Linked DNA regions of Homo sapiens: region 2 is linked to region 1. A link is a contact called in ENCODE Hi-C or POLR2A ChIA-PET data. All regions are on one chromosome and are shown on one strand. The core of a region is the stretch at or near the end of the contact, and the rest is flanking DNA. Distances in the headings are between cores, read along the strand shown.

Evidence for each region. A loop is a pair of places that touch in the nucleus more often than their neighbours do. ChIA-PET counts read pairs that join two places held with the same protein, here RNA polymerase II (POLR2A). Pooled maps may share reads with other maps.
Region 2: a loop to region 1 is called in a map of B cell, with 3 times the contacts of the local background. The contact joins the enhancer-like site here to the promoter of ODF2L in region 1. A Hi-C loop is called at or near these places in 3 of 168 maps with a recorded cell type or tissue (B cell, breast epithelium and posterior vena cava), 4 of 37 single-sample maps with no recorded cell type and 4 of 50 pooled maps. POLR2A ChIA-PET finds 5 or more read pairs at or near these places in 1 of 52 experiments (activated CD4-positive, alpha-beta T cell).

Annotation. Positions count from the first base shown.
Region 1 is chr1:86,394,707-86,398,405 of GRCh38, reverse strand. It overlaps ODF2L (outer dense fiber of sperm tails 2 like), which reads left to right and starts at 2,083. Exons shown (of 17, transcript NM_001366781.1): 1 at 2,083-2,373. RefSeq lists an enhancer at 2,109-2,158.
Region 2 is chr1:87,060,234-87,063,932 of GRCh38, reverse strand. All of the region lies in intron 1 of HS2ST1 (heparan sulfate 2-O-sulfotransferase 1), which reads right to left. Among named protein-coding and RNA genes, the nearest start is that of LINC01140, 68 kb to the left of the region's middle. Within about 2 kb of position 1,957, at least 3 of the 41 ENCODE cell types and tissues checked have a DNase peak (open chromatin) inside an H3K27ac peak, as active enhancers do; they include B cell, where a contact is called at or near this core.

The DNA of each region.
Region 1 (3,699 bases), core at 834-3,333:
TTTACTAAAGCATTGAGAAAATATAGGGAATGCCAGAATCCTTTAAAAGCTCTGTAGCTGCTATTCTATAAGCCTGGGGATAAAGATGCTGCCATTGCATGAAATCCCTAATTCCCTAATGGAAATAGTAAGATCCCAAAGTGATAGAGGCCAAGTGATACCACTGAGCCATCAGAGATGAGATATCTGTTGATACCATGATACCAGCAGGGTGTATCATATTGTTTGACTAAGGGGGATCTTTAGGAGTTGATAATTAATCACTGCCCCTATAATTGAAATGGATAGTCTGCTAAGATTCTACTTAATTTGTACAGCAAAAAATTTACCAGAACTAATGAAGAGACCTGAATGTCATAACCTTAAAGGAGATTTACAGCATCTTGACATTGGCTTTTTGACTCATGGCTATTATAATAGGAAGACAAAGTGGAAGCCTTTGGAACTGCCCTTATCTACTAAAAGATTAAACCAAAGGCAATACCATAGTCCTAGGGGAATTCCAGTGATTAGTGGCACTATTAAAGAGTGCAAAGATGTAAAGGTGGTGATTCTCCATCACACTTTCATTTAACCTTCTGTTTGTCCTCTGCAAACAGGTTATCTAAAATGTTGCTTTTTAATTTTGAAGTATTATTTGTATTCAAGTATCTTTATTCTATTTCATTGCCTGCTATTTTTACATTCTAGTCCCCATTTGTTGCCATGAAGATAGAAATCACAATTTCTACCCAACACTGTAGTGTTGCATCCTGCACACAAACGTACTTTAGTGAGCTCATATGTTTATGTTTATGTATCATCTATGGCTTTTCTTGGTAAGACAATGGCAGAGTTAAATAGTATCACAGAGACCATATGACCTGCAAAACCTATTAATAAAATATTATCTGGCTGTATGAGCACATTTTCATACTGCTATAAAGAATTGCCTGAGACTGGGTAATTTATAAAGGAAAGGGGTTTAATTGACTCACAGTTCAGCGTCGCTGGGGAGGCCTCAGGAAACTTACAATCATGACGGAAGGTGAAGGGGAAGCAGGACACCTTCTTCGTTAAGGAGAAGTGCCCAGTGGAGGGGAAAGAGCCCCTTACAAAACCATCAGATAGCTTGAGAACTCACTAGCATGGGGGTAAACGGCCCCCATGATTCCATTACCTTCATCTGGTCTCTCTCTTGACACGTGGGGATTATGGAACTGCCCCCATGATTCAATTACCTTCACCTGGTTTCTCTCTTGACACGTGGGGATTATGGGGATTACAATTCAAGATGGGATGTGGTCGGGGACTCAGAGCCTAACCATATCACTGGCCCTTTACTAAAAAATTTACTAATTCTGTCTCCCGCTTTAAATTATGAAAGGGACAATTACAGTACTGGTGGAAAAACATTGCTGGAGTGCTTTAGTGAAACCAATTATTTAGGTAGCAGCATGCCACGGTTATGGCTTAGTTGACAGTTACTCTACTTGTGAACTTCATAGGTTGGTGTACGATTCTTAACATGAATATTAAGTAGAGGCATTGAATGAAGATATTTTTCCAATTAAAATCTTGCTTTGCTTCTTCAGGACTTTATAAACCAGACCAGCTGGCTGTGGCACAGATACGAAAGACTTTGAGACCCTGAAGGCACCTTGCAGAACATCCTCAGGCTTCCTCATTTAACAGGAAAAAACCTGAGGCCCAGGGAGGCATCTCAGCTAAAAATACTACTATACATTTAAAAGGAGGTTTCTTCCGGTCGCAGTTGCCTTCACGTTTTCAAATCTTCTCTTTAAAAAGCAAAAGCAGGGCACAACCAGGCCAAGCGCCAGAAAACTCGGAATTGGCTTTATTTCCTTTTTTTCTAGTTGGGCTCGGTTATGATTTTCGGTAACGTACACAAATGCTGTCCTTGTCCATAAACAAACGCTTAAAAAAAAATGTTTACCCGAGAAACAAGGATAGACACGAAGCTGCCCTCCCTGCCCCGTTCCTCACCCTCTCCAATAGCTATAGGCGCTGCCCGCCGTCCCTAACCCGGACCAATCGGCAGCCTGCTGCGGGCCTGACGGGAGGGGTGGGGCCGCCGTTGCCAGAGAAGCCACTAGCCGGTTACTAGCTGCGCTTTTGTTCCACTTGAGCGGGCACTCTTCTGCGGCAAGCAGGTCTAGGAATTCGCCTGGTTCCCACCTCGCGTCCCTTGCCTTCCTTCCTAGTCTACCCACTGTAGTGCCCCCTGCGTCCCGCTCCCTCCTAGCCGACTCAGAGCACAAGAAGGATTGCCACGGTTTCCATTGCAGCAGCCGTGGCGCCTCTGACCCTTTTTTTATATCGCGGCGACGGCGGGCTGTCGTCACGACGACGTGCGGACGCAGCGGCGGGGGCGTAAGTACGCCTTTTGGGTTGGGGGCGACTTTGTGGGGAGCCTAGCTGCTGCTGGGCGTTTACCGCGGGAGCCCTTAGCGGTCTGGAGGTGAGGGCAGTGGTGGGTCCCGGAAGTAAAAGGCCCTCGCGCCCACCCAGCCCCCTCCGCGCAAACCCTCCACCTCCCTCAGGCTGACTACCTGGCCTGGGAAAAGGGCGGCGAGACTCACTCTTAGGAAGGGTGTGGTCCCCGGGACATCAGGGCAAATGTTAGCGTGAGGTGGGCTTGTGCAGAACGAAGTCCTGACCGGGCCGTTCCTGGATATGGTTGCATTTCTTTCAGAAATAGTGACCTCTTAATCATTGGGCTGGTTTTTAATCGCCCATCATGTGATATATCAGATTGTAGGAAGCCCTGGGGGCTTCGTAAGTGAGGTATATTACAGGAATCCTCAGGAAATAATTCCTTCTCCAGGATTCCTCTAGGTTCCAGCCCCTATAGGCGACCCCTGTAGTGCGGGATTGACCTAGGGTCGTGGAGAGTGCTAAAGGCCGACTTGTGTTCAGTCCCAGCTCTGCCACTGAACCCGCTGTGTGGCCTTGTCTAGGTCACTGAACCTTCCTGGATTCCTTACTGATAACTGTAACAGTAATCATCACTTTGGGGTGGTTGTAATACGAGATTAAGTAAACGCAGGGCCATTAAGGTGGCACCGAATGTAGGTGGTTAGTGAGTGGTGGTGCTTGTTGTTTACTGAGAATAACCATACTGGGGCTGCTGTTGGGGATAAAATCTATTTCGAAGACAGTTTCCTCATCACGCAACGCATAGTACGGTTTCAAGTGTTTTTGAATGAATGAGGTTCTTGGAGTTTTAAGTGCAACTGAGTTAAGGTTAAAGAAACAAACCGGGCCGGGCGCGGTGGCTCACGCCTGTAATCCCAGCACTTTGGGAGGCCGAGGCGGGCGGATCACGAGGTTAGGAGATCGAGACCATCCTGGCCAACACGGTGAAACCCCGTCTCTACTAAAACAAATACAAAAAGTTATCCGGGCGTGGTGGCGGGCGCCCGTAGTCCCAGCTACTCGGGAGGCTGAGGCAGGAGAATGGCGTGAACCCAGGAGGCGGAGCTTGCCGTGAGCCGAGATCGCGCCACTGCACTCCAGCCTGGGCGACAGCGCGAGACTCTGTCTCAAAAAAAAAAAAAAAAAAGGAAAAAGAAACAAACTGCAGAAAACCTGTCTGCTTTTGAAATTAGTTTGATATTCTGCTTATAGTAAGAATGTCATGATCATGTTTATGATTTGCTTTTTGCTTCTCTTTTTCATCTTCTTATTTCACAATGG
Region 2 (3,699 bases), core at 708-3,207, 670 kb before region 1:
GAAACAGAAGATTATAATTAGACCCAGAGTCTTATAATACAAAAATGCTCAGGTTTCTATAAAATACTTATTCATCATACCAAGAACCAGCAGGATCTCAAACTCAATGAATAAAGACAATCAAGAAATGACCAACACCAAAATAACAGGAATGTTAAAATTTATCAAAGACTTAAAGCAGCCACGATAAAAATTCTTTAATGAGCAATTATGAACATGCTTGAACCAAACGAAAAAAATGGAAAGCCCCAGCAAATACAATCTCAGTAGAGAAAATGAAGATACAAAAAAAGAACCAGGCCGGGCATGGTAGCTCACGCTTGTAATCCCAGCATTTAGGGAAGCCGAGGCGGGTGGATCATGAGGTCAGGAGTTCAAGACCAGCCTGGCCAACAGAGTGAAACCTTGTCTCTACCAAAAATACAAAAATTAGCCAGGCGTGGTGGTGCATGCCTGTAGTCTCAGCTACTCAGGAGGATGAGGCAGGAGAATCACTTGAACCTGGGAAGCAGAGGCTGCGGTGAGCGGAAGTCACGCCATTGCACTCCAGCCTGGGCAACAGAGCGAGACTTTGTCTCAAAAAAGAACCAAATGGAAATACACGAACTAAAATAAAAAGCTCAGTGAATGGGTTCAACAGCAGAATGGAAGAGATGAAGAAAAGTTTAATGAACTGAAAGAAAAAACAAAAGAAATTACTGAACCTAACAGCAGTGGGAAAACAGACCAAGAAAAGGAGAAACAAAAACAAACAAGAGCTCAAGAAACTGTGGTCTAGAACAAAAGATCTAACATTGGTGTCACAGAGTCTTAAAAGAATAGGAGAAAGAAAGCAGGGTTGAAAAGTGCTCAAAGAAATTATGGCTGACAACTTTACACACTTAAAAAGAGACATAAACATTTAGATAGAGAAGCTGAACAAACTCCAAATAAGGTAAACCCAAAGATATCCATGTCAAGACATATCATAATCAAACTTCTGAAAACAAAAGACAAAAAAAGTCTTGAATGCACCTGTATGAAGCCTACAAGAGAAAACTGGATTAACAGCAGATTTCTTATCACGAACCATGGAGCCAATAGGAAGTGGCACAATGTTTTTCAAGTGCTGAAATAAAATAATCGTATACCTAGAGAAAATAATTTTCAGGAATGAAAGGGAAAGTAACTCACATGAAAGAAAATTAGCATTTATTGCCAGTAGACCTACCCTAAAAGACTGGCTAAAAAAACTCTATAAATAAACAAAAAGGAAAAGATAAAAGAAGAAATCTTAAAACATCAGAAAGAACAAACAAAAAAATGGAGAGTAAAAATATGTGTAAATACAATAAACTTTCCCTTTCCTCTTGAGTTTTCAAAAGCAAGTTTGACAGAGAAAGCAAAATTATTACGGCATTCTGTGATGTGGCTCTAAATGAAGGCAGAGCAAATATTTAAGACAATTACATTGTAAGTGAGGGAGAATAAAAAGACAAAAGTGGAGGTAAGGTTTCTATACTTCACCTGAATTGGTAAAATGATACCAGTGAACTGACAGGTGACATTTATATAATAAAATATGTAAAACAAGCATGAAAAAGACTATATAAAGACATTAAACTCAAATCAAAATGCAATTCTAAAAAAAAATATAAGTAACCCACAGGAATGCAGAAAGAGAAAACAGAAGTGAAAAAAACAGAACAGAAGACAAATAAATAGAAATGTCAAGGGAAATTTTAAAAATACATTGACATGAATGAAAATGAAAATAAGCAAATCAAAATTTGTGGGACACAGTTAAGGCAGGACTGAGAGGGAAATTTACAGCACTGTATGCAGACTTTAGAAAAGAACAGTCTCTAATCAATAATCAAAGAAGATATACAAATGACTAACAAACATGAACAGATGTTCAACATCATTAGTCACTGGGACATGCAAATCAAAACCACAACAAAGTACCACTTCATACACACTAGGATGGCTATAATTAAAAACAGATAAACCAAAAACTTAAAAAAAAAAAAAGAGAAAAGAATAGGAAAATAACAAATGTTAGTGAGGAAGTGACAAATTGTAACCCTCATACATTGCTGGAGGGGATGTAACATGGTGAAGTCATGATGAAAAACAGTTTGGCAGTTTCTCAAAAAAGTTAAACAGAATTACCAAATACCTCAGTAATTCTACTCCAAGGTATATACCACCCCAGAGAACTGAAAACAGGTACTCAAATACTTATAAATGTTTAAAGCACTAACTCACTATAGCCAAAAGGTAGAAACAATCCAAATGTCCATCAACAGATGAATGAACAAATAAATTGTGGTACTATATACAGAGCAATAGAATATTATGCAACTATAGAAAGGAATGAAGTACTCATATATGTTAGTAATACAATATAGATGAACATCAAAAATATGCTAAGAAGCCAGATACCGAAGGTCATATATAATTAGATTAATATGAAATATCCAGAATAGGTAAAAATGAAACAGTATATATTAATATATTGGTGGTTGCCAGGGAATGGGGGGAGGGAGAAATGGAAAGCACCCGATTAACGGTGATGGGGTTTCCTTTGGAGTAATGTTTTGGAACTAGATAGAGATGGTGCTTGTACAATATTGTGAATGTTCCAAATGCCAGTGAATTGTTCCCTGTAAAATGGCTAACTTATGTTTGTTTCACTTCAAAAAAATTACCAAATATTGAGATCTTATAATACAGGTTCATTTTAATAATAACATTAAAAACAAATTATAAAATATTTAACTGTTTATAAATTAGTCATTTATTCTCAATTTAACAATATTTATTGAGTATCTTCATGTACAATAAATTTTTGTAGGCCCTTATTAGACACATCTTTTAAACAAACATAATGCTTCCACATTAAATATATGTTAATCCTTAACATTCTGAAAATACATTACAAAATAAATATCAAATTTTCTTTCACAACTTCATCTGTGATAAGGTTCTCACTAAAAATATATTGGAGTTAATGCTCCTGAGATGATCTATTAGATAAAAACATTAAAGTAATTATTAAATACCCCATCAATCCAAAAAACACCAATTCTTTTCTTTTTGTGTTATTGCTAAGGTTACTACGTTAAAGGAATATGAGTTATATTTTACTAAATGTACTTGCCAAGCTTGGCTATGGCTATACTTTTCTACAGTTATTACATTAATTTAACAATGTGAAATCCTTATAAGTTATAACCTTCTTTTATTATCAATCTGAGAAATACACTAATCACCTACATGAAAAAATAGTATTGGTAATAGCTAACATTGAATTCTCACTATGCTTTAAGTGTTTTATGTATATCATCTGTTACACCCATGCTGTGTTGTGGTTTATATACATCATATCATGAGAGGCAGAATTATTATCCCCATTTAAATAAGAAAACTGAGTCTCTTTAAGTGATCACCAGCTGTTTACTGATGTCAGGATACCATTACAGGTCAATGTGACTCTAGAGCTCATGTTCCACATTATACTGATTGTCTGAGATTTTGTCTATTTCTATTATAGGAAGAGGTAGAGCCTTATAGTTAAATACAGCACTACAATATTATAGAACTACCTTTTTTTTGCAAATGCCTTTTAAAATTATTTGATATATTTTATTTTGGGATTGCAAAAGCATTTTGCAATTGTTTCCTGCAACATTCCTTTGAAATAGGCATGGTAAA